Linked DNA regions of Homo sapiens: all the other regions are linked to region 3. A link is a loop called in an ENCODE intact Hi-C map of the cell type or tissue named here. Cell type or tissue: MCF 10A. All regions are shown on one strand.

The links. Hi-C counts contacts between places; a loop is a spot of excess contacts. Peaks named below come from ENCODE experiments on the same cell type or tissue, not always from the same donor. Only the 100,000 strongest peaks of a DNase experiment are listed, where the experiment ranks them.
Region 1: it touches region 3 in a loop (3-fold over the local background); 4 of 110 quality-filtered maps call a loop at or near these places.
Region 2: it touches region 3 in a loop (5-fold over the local background); 3 of 110 quality-filtered maps call a loop at or near these places.

The regions. Positions count from the first base shown.
Region 1 is chr10:121,177,594-121,181,593 of GRCh38, forward strand. LINC01153 (long intergenic non-protein coding RNA 1153) reads left to right here and starts at 944. Exons shown (of 2, transcript XR_246197.3): 1 at 944-1,379. The region is part of intron 1 of LOC124902515 (a long non-coding RNA gene); the gene reads right to left. In MCF 10A, no CTCF peak of the experiment used is centred here; a DNase peak (open chromatin) is centred at 1,648.
Region 2 is chr10:121,090,216-121,094,215 of GRCh38, forward strand. No RefSeq gene overlaps it. Among named protein-coding and RNA genes, the nearest start is that of LINC01153, 86 kb to the right of the region's middle. In MCF 10A, no CTCF peak of the experiment used is centred here; a DNase peak (open chromatin) is centred at 2,276.
Region 3 is chr10:120,947,108-120,951,107 of GRCh38, forward strand. All of the region lies in intron 2 of LOC105378519 (a long non-coding RNA gene), which reads right to left. Among named protein-coding and RNA genes, the nearest start is that of WDR11, 98 kb to the left of the region's middle. In MCF 10A, a CTCF peak has its summit at 1,968 (motif pointing right); a DNase peak (open chromatin) is centred at 1,974.

The DNA.
Region 1 (4,000 bases), 230 kb after region 3:
CAAGAATGCAGTGAGCTATGATCACACCACTGAACTCCATCCTGAAGGGCAAACTCTATCTCTAAAACAACAACAGCAAAAGGATTCTGCACAACAATTTATCTATAAATATCTATATATTTATATGTAGATATTATCGATAATATCTACATATTTATATATAGATAATATCTACATATTTATATATAGATATCGATAATATCTATATATTTATATATATTTATATATAGATATTATCGATAATATCTCTCTATATATATTTTTATATAGATATTATCGATAATATCTATATATTTATATATATTTATATATAGATATTATCGATAATATCTATATATTTATATATATTTTATATAGATTTATAGATAATATCTATATATTTATATATATTTTATATAGATTTATAGATAATATCTATATATTTATATATAGATATTATCGATAATATCTATATATTTATATATAGATATTATCGATAATATCTATATATTCATATATATTTATATATAGATATTATAGATAAATATAGATATTTATAGATATTTATAGATAAATATAGATATAAATTTATAAATATATATATTTTTATATATCTATAGATATAATTATAGATCTATAAATATAGATATAGCAATTTATCTATAAATATCCCAATATGTATATCTACAATATAAGGATACTAAAAAATACCTCAATAATACTACCACACCTAATTCTTATATGGTTAAGAATTAACAATTCATTAGTATCTTAATATTGCCAAGTATCTAGACCATATTCCAGTGTTCACATTTCCTTGATTATCTCAAACATTTTTAAATTGTTTGTTCAAAGGTGGTTTCAAATTAGGTCCATACAATGAGACTAAATTGGTCGGTAGTCTGTAAAGGCTTTTTAAAATATATATGCTCCTCCTTATCTCTCTTTTTTATATCTTCGTAACTTTTTTTGTTGAAGAAACTGGGTCACTTATCGTGTAGAATTTCCCATAGTCTGCACTTCGCTGATTCCATCCCTGAGGAATTAACCTGTTCCTCTGGACCCTGTACTTCCCGTAGTTGGCAGTTGGATCTAGGCTCTGGATCAGATTCAAGTCTGATTGCTTTGTAAGACCACCTCATGAGTAGAGCTGTGTTCTTCCATCAGTCAGGTTGCTTCTCTGTTTGTGATGTTTGCAGCCATTGATGATCACTGCCTAGATCCATTAATTCATTAAGGTCTGCAAAAGGACCCTCTCTTCTCCACTCTGTCTCCCAGGTAGGAACCTCTGAAGCTGAGGACGTATTCTTGCTGGCTTCATTATTGTCATCATTCCTCTTCGTGACCTATTACACATTTCTGAAGAGAAACTCCTCTCACCAGCTCCTTTGTTTCCTAAGGTAGGGTTCTTATAGAAACAAGATAAGCTTTCCTCTTTCTTTCATTTACCAATTTTCAAACTAATGAGTTGTACCCTAGCATTCTGCAAGAGTGACCCATGATTTTCCTAGCACCATTTGGAACTCATGGATTAAAACATATTCGATGTGTTTCAATCCCTCTTAGTTTTTATCTTTATTGATGTTGAAATATTTGCCCTGAGGGAGGTTTTGCAAGTTGTCTCCTGAGTCTTTTTGACATGTTTCTTCTAGTCTTTGATAGTTTTTTGGCTTTCAGTTATGACAATTGCTCCAGGCTCACCTTGTTTATTTCCTCCCAGACCTGGAATCCTCCATCTTGCCAAGAAGCTTTGGTTCTGTCCAATAGAACCACAATCTGGGTGATAGGTGTTCCCATTGCTACTGGTTTGGTCATTCTTTCCAGGCCTTTTAAGCGGACAGACCTTGAGAAAAATCTATCAAGTTCATACTGATACTCCTCATTCAAAATCAAGACTGTAAGATTTTACCTAAATTCCTTGATCTTAATCTGCATCCACAAAAATCCCATTTTTCAGTGACACCAATATAATTATTCATTTGCTTTATCCCACACCATACTTAGAACAATAGCAGAATAATAATATAAGCATTAGCACCAAAATATGATTACTAAAAATAGTTTAATTTTTTTTTAAGTTCTTTTTATCCTTAGGGTATATACTCACCAGGGACATGCTGTCAAGTTATCTTATTTAAAAGTCACTTGGAGCAGTTCCTGTCTCTGCTTATGCCATCAGCTCAATCCAGAGTTAGGTTCATTTGTTTCATTTTATCATCAGCTTTTAGAGACTAGCTTTTTAAATTTTAGTGTTATAATTTGGTTTCACAATTATGTAAAACATTTGTATGATTCCAAAACCAAATTTGAAACTCAAAATGTAAGTAACAAGGCTAGCTTTCATCTCTGAACTCTCCACACTATTCCTTTTTTCCTCAAAAATAACTTATTTTAAAAATACATTTTATTCTTCCTTTTTAATACAAGCAAATCATATATGTGATTATATATTTATGTGTGTACATAATATATATATCATATATGTGATTATATACATGATTATATATGTGTGCCTATATGTATGTATATATAATCATACACACAGATACACACACATATATATTCCCTTTCTTTGATAAATAACAGCAGACTATTCTTTTTTCTGCCTTGGATTCACTTAACATGCCTTGGAAGTCACTCCACAGCTATCACAGGGTTCATCCTCATTTCTTTTCATAGCTGCATAGTACATACTCAATCATGTAGCTGTCCTATAGTTTATTTAACCTGTTCCTTACTGGTGGACATTTGGGTTGTTTTCAGTCATCTGCTCTTATAAAAAGTGCTGTGATGAATAGCCTGTGTATCTGTCTTTTCATATTTTTGCCAAGGTATCTTGGCGATTCCTAGAAGTGGCATTGCTGGGTCATAGGCTAAATGCCCATGTGGTTTTGCTAGATAGTGCCAGTCTCCTCCCTGGGATTGTCCCATTTCATATTCCTCCCAGAATTGAATGAGAGGGCCTGTTTCCCCATAGGTCTGCCAATACAGCATGTTGTCAACCTTTGGGGTTTTGACATCCGATAGGTGAGAAATGGTACGTTGGTATAGTTTTTATTTTACATTTATCTTATTATTAATGAAGTTGATTATCTTTTCATACTGTTAAGAGAGATGGCCGGGCATGGTGGCTCACACCTGTAATCCCAGCACCTTGGGAGGCCGAGGCAGGCAAATCACTTGAGGTCAGGAATTCGAGACCAGCCTGACCAACATGGTGAAAGCCCATCTCTACTAAAAATACAAAAATTAGCTGGGCATGGTGGTGGGTGCCTGTAAGCCCAGCTACTCGGGAGGCTGAGGCAGGAGAATTGCTTGAACCTGGGAGGTGGAGGTTGCAGTGAGCCAAGATCGCACCATTGCACTCTAGGCTGGGTGACAGAGTGAGACTCCATCTCAAAAAAAAAAAAAAAAAAAAAAAAAAAGAGAGCGACAGAGAGATATTTGGATTTCTTTTTCTGTCAATTATTTGCTTATATTTCTAACCCATTTTTCTACAGAAAGATTTGCCCTAAGGGGGCAAATATTTGAACATCAATAAATATACTATCCTTAGTATATTTTTCTACAGAATTGTTGTAGTTTTTCTCCTCCATTTTAAGGAGCTTTTTCAAATACATTAGGGCTATTAATAATTTGTCTCTAATATAAGCTGTGAATATTATTTTTCCTAGTTTGTCATTTGTCTTATCTTACTCATGGTGGTTTTTATTTTTTTGTTGTTGTTGATTTTTTTGTCACACGAAGTTTTTTTTATTTCAATACAACCAAATTTTTCAATCTTTTCCCTTACCATGTCTGGATTTGAGCCGTAATTCAGAAAGCTTCACAATCTCCAAGGATAGAAAGCCATTTGCCAATATTTTCTTATTTTTACAGTTTCAGTTTTTATATTTAAATCTCTTGTCTACTTGGAATTTAACCCAGTATATGGAGAAACAGGTCCGATTTTGTTTTTTTTCCAGTTGCTATCTACTTATCCCAACACCCCTTGCAGAGAAGTTCATTCTCCCACCAATTT
Region 2 (4,000 bases), 140 kb after region 3:
CCTCGCTCCTCTGTGGCTTGGTTTTTACTGCATCTCGATTTTGCAGCTTTCCCACTTCGACTGCTAATTAAATGAGCATTCAGCCTTCCTTGATGGCTTCCTTTTCCCTCAGAAGTAGAGCTAGCTGGCTGGGCATGGTGGCTCACACCTGTAATCCCAGCACTTTGGGAGGCCGAGGCAGGGAGATCACAAGGTCAAGAGATTGAGAGCATCCTGGCCAACATGATGAAACCCCATCTCTTCTAAAAATACAAAAATTAGCCGGGCATGGTGGCACACACCTGTAGTCCCAGCTACTCGGGAGGCTGAGGCAGGAGAATTGTTTGAACCTGGGAGGCGGAGGTTGCAGTGAGCCGAGATCGGGCCACTGCAGTCCGGCCTGGCCACAGAGTGAGACTCTGTCTCAAAAAAAAAAAAAAAAAAAAAAAAGAAAGAGAAAGAAAAAAAGTAGATCTAGCTGCTTTTAGGGCAGCCACCCTACCCCCACATACCACTTGATAATGGTAAGAATCACCAGGGGGTCCCTATTATTTAAAGAAAGAAAAAGAGGAGGAGAAAGGAGCAAATCCCACCCCACTCCAAACAGACCCAATCTGAATGGCCTGAGGGAGGGCCTAGAAATCTATATTCCTAACAAGCTCCCTAGGGGATTCTTATCCTAAAGCAAATTTGGGAAATATAATTCAGGGCATGGCCTCCACACTATTTTTTTTTTGTTGTCAAGACTCAAGATGAGAAATACATTAATAAATACACTTTATGTTGCAAATCAAGATGTACTCATATAGCTGGCTGATTAAGAATGTTTCATGGGGCTGGGCACGGTGGCTCATGCCTGTAATCCCAGCACTTTGGGAGGCCGAGATGGGTGGATCACATGGTGAAATCCTGTCTCTACTAAAAATACAAAAATTAGCTGGGTGTGGTGGTGCACGCCTGTAGTCCCAGCTACTCAGGAGGCTGAGGCAGGAGAATCACTTGAACCTGAGAGGCGGAGGTTGCAGTGAGCTGAGATGGAGCCCCTGCACTACCACCTGGGTGACAGTGAAATTCCATCTCAAAAAAAAGAATGTTTCATGGAACCTTATTATCTGTACTCCATTTTGCCACAGTCCATTCCACTCTATTATACTTATTTCATTTTTAAAAGTGAATGTTTCATGAAATCTTATTATCTGCACCCGTTTTACCGCAGTCCATTCCACTCGTTTCATTTTAAAAGTGCTGGATACCACCCAGTGATCAATTTCACTAACCAGCTGGCAGTTTAAAAAGTGTTGATTTAAGGTGTGACTTTCTGGTAATTCTTCAGTCTGGTCGTGGACTTTATCAGTGGCTACCAGAAGCCAGTCTTCCAACTCATAGCTTAAGAATCATCAGGGCCCTTGATAAAGGTGCAAATTTTCAAGTCCCATCCCCTGAGGTTTTAAACGGCTTCAGAGAGTGGCCAGAACCACAGTGTCCAGGAGTCTCAGTACCACTAGCTGGAGATTCTGAGCCCAGGGAGAGACAGCTTCTGATTGATCCAGGTGGGTCACATGCTCGCTCTTGGTCAGATAAAGGATGACACACCTTGATGGGCAGTTCTGCCAACACTGGGTCCCTTGGAACTGGGTAGCTCCCTAAAGTAAGTGGAAGAAAGGGGAATGGGTGCTGCCAGCAACACCAATGACCACAACAGAGGCCATCTTAGGCCACCCAAGTAGCAGTTTGTTAATCTCTCCTTCGTCTTAACTGCTACTATCCTCCCCGATGCAACCTGGAGTGCCCAGCTGGTGCATACAGCAGGCATCCATGTGCATGGGTTATATGGAATACCTGGGAATACTTGTATTCTGACTTCTGGTCTTGATCTGAAGTAATCAGGCTTTTGACTCTGTGCTTCATTTTGACAACGGAAGCCAAACTCCTGAGGGCTGGCTCCATTGATTGCAACAGAGTCTAGATTTTTATTTATTTTATTTAACAAACTCTTCCATATGCAAGCCAGTATTCTAAGTGCTTTACAAATATTAACTTATTGAGTTCTCATAAAAACCCTATAAGAGAAGTACTATTACATGCCAGGAACCATTTAAGGGGTTGTACCCATATTATCTCTATTCTTCCAATCCATCCGGTAAGGGGACAGGAATCATTTTTCTTCATTGACAAGACACTGAGATTCAGAGGTTATATAACTTGCTCAAGGTCTCACAGCAAGTGGCAGAGTTGCACCTTGAACTCTAGTAAGGAAGAATGAGTAATGCCAAGGGAATCTTTGAAATGGCATTTAATCCTAGAGTTACCAGTTAAGCTCTTCCATGCTAAGAACATCCAGGTTCAAATGGGCCAAGCCCTGGGGGACAAGTTGTGTCTTCTTACAAACAGAAACAGAGGCACAAACCAAAAGGACTTGCCTAAGTTCCAGCTGTGGGCAGGAAGCCAGTAAACACATGAAACCCCCAGCGGCTGGCTGAACATTCCTATAGCTTCGATGTGCCCTCATTCTGTTAAAATGTAGTGACCAGGAAATTCATCACTGCTTATATGAATTATATGTTTTTTCAATGAAAAGAAGAAAGCTCTGTTCACTCATGGAGACTTTTATTCAAGCGTCAAGCTGTATTTTAATTTTCTAGTAGCAAGTATTGCAGTCAGCCACACTCTTAAACAATGACCTCAAATTCCTCTTTGCCTTCATTGCAGTGACAATGTTGTTACAGCTGACTAATGTTTTTTTCTCAGTTGGCATGGCTAACCAATATTTTCTGAGTTAAATACATCTCTCCAGGTTTCCCCAGGTAGGTTCTGGGAAGGAAACTCTTACCCCTGATTTGGAAGAAAGGTCCCTGGGTTCATTTTAAAATAATAAATATACAAGTGTATATTAATTAAAGAAAATAAACAAATGACATCATCTGTGGGTTTAGAACTCTTCTGTTCAGCTGTTGGATCCAAATAGGTTTTTATGATCCTGGATTTACATTCAGATTGGTATAGTGCCTGTGACTATGGTAGACTTTAACAGAGAGAAAGGAGTTACATTATAATCTGTATGCAATAATTCCTTTCCCATAGGTGGCAAGAACATGCTTTTCTTCCTGAATTTCCTTCACTTGGGTGTGAACGTAAAAATAATCAGTTGGAAAGTGTATCAGTTATTTATTGATATTTATTGCTGTGTGAAAAACCACCCAAAATATAGTCGCTTAAAACCACCATGTATTGCTTCTCATGGCTCTGTGGGTTGATGGGGTGGTTGTTTTTCTAGTCTCAACTGAAAGGCTCAACTGAGGCTCATTTGTGTGGCCTCATTCAGCTGGCCCCTCAGCCGGGTCTGGGGGGTCTAAAATGACCTAATTTACCTACCTGTCTGGCGCCATGGTACTTGGCCAGGCCTCTCTCTTCATGTGATACCTCAACATTCAGTAGCTCGGGTTTTCTTACATGGTGGCAACAGTATCAGGGCTTCATTATGCCCAAACTCTGGAGCTCCTTAATGTCACCTCTGCCACATTCTATTGACCAAAGGAAATCATGAGGCCAGTCTAGGCATAAAGGCATGATGAAATAGATTCCATATTCTAATAGAAAGGGCTGCAAAAACTATTTTCTTTGTTTTCACATACAAAATATATTCACTGCTTGCCCAAAGGTTGTATCCCATTATGGTGTCAGTCTTGGTCTCAAAGTCAAGGATCTCAATCCTCTAAATGCAGATACAGATGAGGTGCCTTGGCTGCTTTTCTACAGGTGCAGCACTATGGCCACATCTCCCCTTGAAGCAGAGGCCTATAAACTAAAGAGACGTGGTACCTGCCCCCTACTTTGCAACATACCTGGTGAAACAGGGACAGGATAATCACCATAAACAATTCCATTCAAAAAGAGGAGGAAGGGGAGGCACATGGCGGTTACGGGTCCATAGCACTTTGAAATCCAGCCAGGCATCAATTGCCACTTTCCCAACTCTAGGAGTATGGAATGCTCCTTGATTAGGATCCACTTCTACTCCTTT
Region 3 (4,000 bases):
GTCTCCAACAGAAATCACAGCTGTTTTTCTATCACGTCGTAGTTGATGCAGTTATCTCAAAATATCAGCTGGGCTAATCACTATTTTGAAATGACTGTAGTTAATAGATTGGTCTGTAGATCCTGTTACATCCTCTATCAACGAAGAACATATACGAGTATAGCACCACTTAAAAATATTTTGATAACTGCATGACAGTATAATCGGTTTGTTTCATAATCCTGTGTATCTTAATTTATGCTTTTTTCAAATATTCTGGCCTCATGAGACTGGCAAGAAAGACTGTAAGCCATCTTTTCTGTTACTTTTTCTTTCTTTCTTTCTTTCTTTTTTTTTTCTATTTTTGAGACGGAGACTCTCACTCTGTCACCCAGGCTGGAGTGCAGTGGTGATCTCGGCTCACTGCAACCTCCGCCTCCCGGGTTCAAGCGATTCTCCTGCTTCAGCCTCCCGAGTTCTCTTTTCTATCCTTAGCCCCGACCTTGGGTTCTGGCACACAGTAAGTGCTCAAGACAATATTATTGACTGAATTAATGAAGGAACCACTGAACAAATGAATTAAATAAGTGAACTGAACAAATGAACATGAGCCTTAACGTGGCCGTGGGTCCACGTCCATGGACCCACGTATTCTGGAAGGTGCAGAAGTTTCCACGACCCTTTGCCACCTGAGCTTCTGTCTGTGCGACATCCACACTACCCACCAGGAGAGACGGGGGTCTTGCTACCTCCACTAAGAACAGTAGGAACAGCTCAGAGCTGACCACGGCGTCCCCACTAAACAAGACTCCACCGGCCCATTGCCTTTTTTGCTCCAGCCACACGGGCCTCCGGAGACCAGAGCTGGAGATAAGGGGATGATCCTTTTTTTTTTTTTATATTATACTTGAAGTTTTAGGGTACATGTGCACAACGTGCAGGTTTGTTACATATGTATACATGTGCCATGTTGGTGTGCTGCACCCATTAACTCATCATTTAGCATTAGGTATATCTCCTAATGCTATCCCTCCCCCCTCCCCCCACCCCACAACAGTCCCCAGTGTGTAATGTTCCCCTTCCTGTGTCCGTGTGTTCTCATTGTTCAATTCCCACCTATGAGTGAGAACATGCGGTGTTTGGTTTTTTCGTCCTTGTGATATTTTGCTGAGAATGATGGTTTCCAGTTTCATCCATGTCCCTACAAAGGACATGAACTCATCATTTTTTATGACTGCATAGTATTCCATGGTGTATATGTGCCACATTTTCTTAATCCAGCCTATCGTTGTTGGACATTTAGGTTGGTTCCAAGTCTTTGCTATTGTGAATAGTGCCGCTATAAATATACGTGTGCATGTGTCTTTATAGCTGCATGATTTATAATCCTTTGGGTATATACCCAGTAATGGGATGGCTGGGTCAAATGGTATTTCTAGTTCTAGATCCCTGAGGAATCGCCACACTGACTTCCACAATGGTTGAACTAGTTTACAGTCCCACCAACAGTGTAAAAGTGTTCCTATTTTTCCACATCCTCTCCAGCACCTGTTGTTTCCTGACTTTTTAATGATCGCCATTCTAACCGGTGTGAGATGGTATCTCACTGTGGTTTTGATTTGCATTTCTCTGATGACCAGTGATGATGAGCATTTTTTCATGTGTTTTCTGGCTGCAAAAATGTCTTCTTTTGAGAAGTGTCTGTTCATATCCTTCGCCCACTTTTTGATGGGGTTGTTTTTTTCTTGTAAATTTGTTGTTCATTGTAGATTCTGGATATTAGCCCTTTGTCAGATGAGTAGGTTGCAAAAATTTTCTCCCATTCTGTAGGTTGACTGTTCACTCTGATGGTAGTTTCTTTTGCTGTGCAGCTCTTTAGTTTAATTAGATAAGGGGATGATCCTAAAGGGACGCAGTGGTCCCGCCCATCGCCGCCTCTACAGGGAGGGAGCCGCGGCCCCGAGCTGGCCACGCGATGGCGCTGTGCACCCGGCCGCGGAGCCCCTGCACGTCCGGCTCCCGCTCGCGCTCTCGGCTCGAGCTCCGGACTCCAGGCTCGGAGCAGGGGTTCGGGCTACGGTTCCCGGCTCCGAGGGACCGCGGGGCTCTCTGCCTGGGAAGGAAGCTTGCGGGCCTCCTCGGGCCTCGCTGCAGCCCAGCTAGGTTAATCAATCAGCAGCCGCTCAGTCACCCATCCCTTCCGCATCAGTTGCGTGGGGCTGGGGATCATGCCTAGGGCGGGAGGCGTGGGAGCGCAGGGCGCCCCGGGTCCGGATCCGGCTACAGGGGCGAACAGAGCGGGTTCTCCATCCCCTGGGGTGAAATCTCTGGGCCCAGGCTTTGAGACCCTCTAACTCGCCTTGCACACCCTGTGTCTGCAGAGGAGGCTGTAGTTCAGAGGCCAAGCCCGCTGTCAGAAGGCAGCCAGGCGGACTTGAGTCCCAATTCCTCCTTCCTTTCTACCATCATTCTCTCTTTTGCAAAATGGGGATGATAAAGGTCCCGACCAGTTGGTAGGATTGACGGAGATGGGGCAGCACAGGGCTCCTAAGCACAGTGCCCCGCGCCCAGTCGGCACCGCGGGACGCATCGTCTGCAGCCGCGTGAGCTCGGGCAAGGCGACCTGGACTCATCTCCGCAGCAGGGACGAGGTCCGCCCTGTACTTGCGGCATCTGCGTGTGGTGGAACTGACCGAAACGCTTGCGGAGCTGCGCACGGTGCCTGGCACACCGTTAGCAACCCTTCCCTTCCCTTGTTCTGCGCCTGTCCTGTGAGTGGACAGGAGGACACCCAGGGCCTCCGCTGCCTGTCCGATACTAGTCACCCCAGGGCCTAGAGGCTTATTCCCTGGAGATGGGACCCACGCCAAGCCAAGGTCTCCCATTTTCTAGAGAGAACTTGGGCAGCCGGGAATGCCATCCTTGGAAGGAAAGGCAAGAGGGAGGTGAACATTCATTCCAAGGCCGTTAAACATGGGGAGAGGCACTGCTGGAAAACTGTTCTAGTCAGAAAGAAGCTGCTTAGTAAACCCAAGAGGCTCAGCGGAAACCCAGCCGCGGTGCTTGAGGACGTGGGGAGGCTCCAGCTCGCTCCGTTCCGTGTCTGACGTCTGCCCTGCGTGCGTCCCAAGGCTGTGTCCCTGCTCGGTGTCCCTGGCCCACCGGCCCTCCGGCTTGTCCCTCTGCGCGGTCACTGGGGCGTGCAGACCCGAGCCGGCCCTCCCTGAGTCAGCCAGGGACCCCGGAGTGTCGATAATTAAGAGACACACGTCAAGAATGTAAATTCCTGTGGTTCCCAGACTAGGAAGGGTTCACTCGGTGCCTCAGGACAATTACAAGCCGAGGGAGTCTGAAAGAGCCAGTGTTAGTGTTTAAAGTGTTATCAGTTTAATGAACTACTTATGAAGTGTTAAATGCATGCAAGTGTAAACTGCAACATCTGGGTTTGTGTTTTATTTGTAGACTTCAAACTGGGCGCTTGGTGTTTTGAAAATGCCAATTAACGGTGTAAAATCAGAATTTCTAATGGGAGGAAGATGTTTTTGTGACATCTCCCTAAACTATCTCAAAATGTCTTTAAAACACACACACAAACATTCACACACAAACAATGCAGCCACAAGGACTTAAAGGATTTTCTTTTTAAATAAAAAAAAAGCAGGAATTTGCTGCCCTCTTCTTTGTTCTTCACTATATATATGTATATAGCTAGTGGAAAGAAGAATTTAGCATCAGAGGTGTCATCAGCACAAATTTCTCAGAGGTTGTTGTAGGAAATTTGTCATTTCTACCCATTTCTTCCAGGCCAGAAAATAGATCGCCTTCAGGAATATTTACTGTGCTTTCTTGAGAAAAATTTCCAAGCTACCCCTTGAAGCAATGAAGTTGGATTTGGAACAAGTGGAAACATTATAAAATTGCTTATTTTCTTCCAAAATTTGTATTTTTCTTCCTTATTTCCTGTTAAATCAGTGCCACTCATTAGCAACCATATTTTTGCATTATATACTCAGCAGAATTT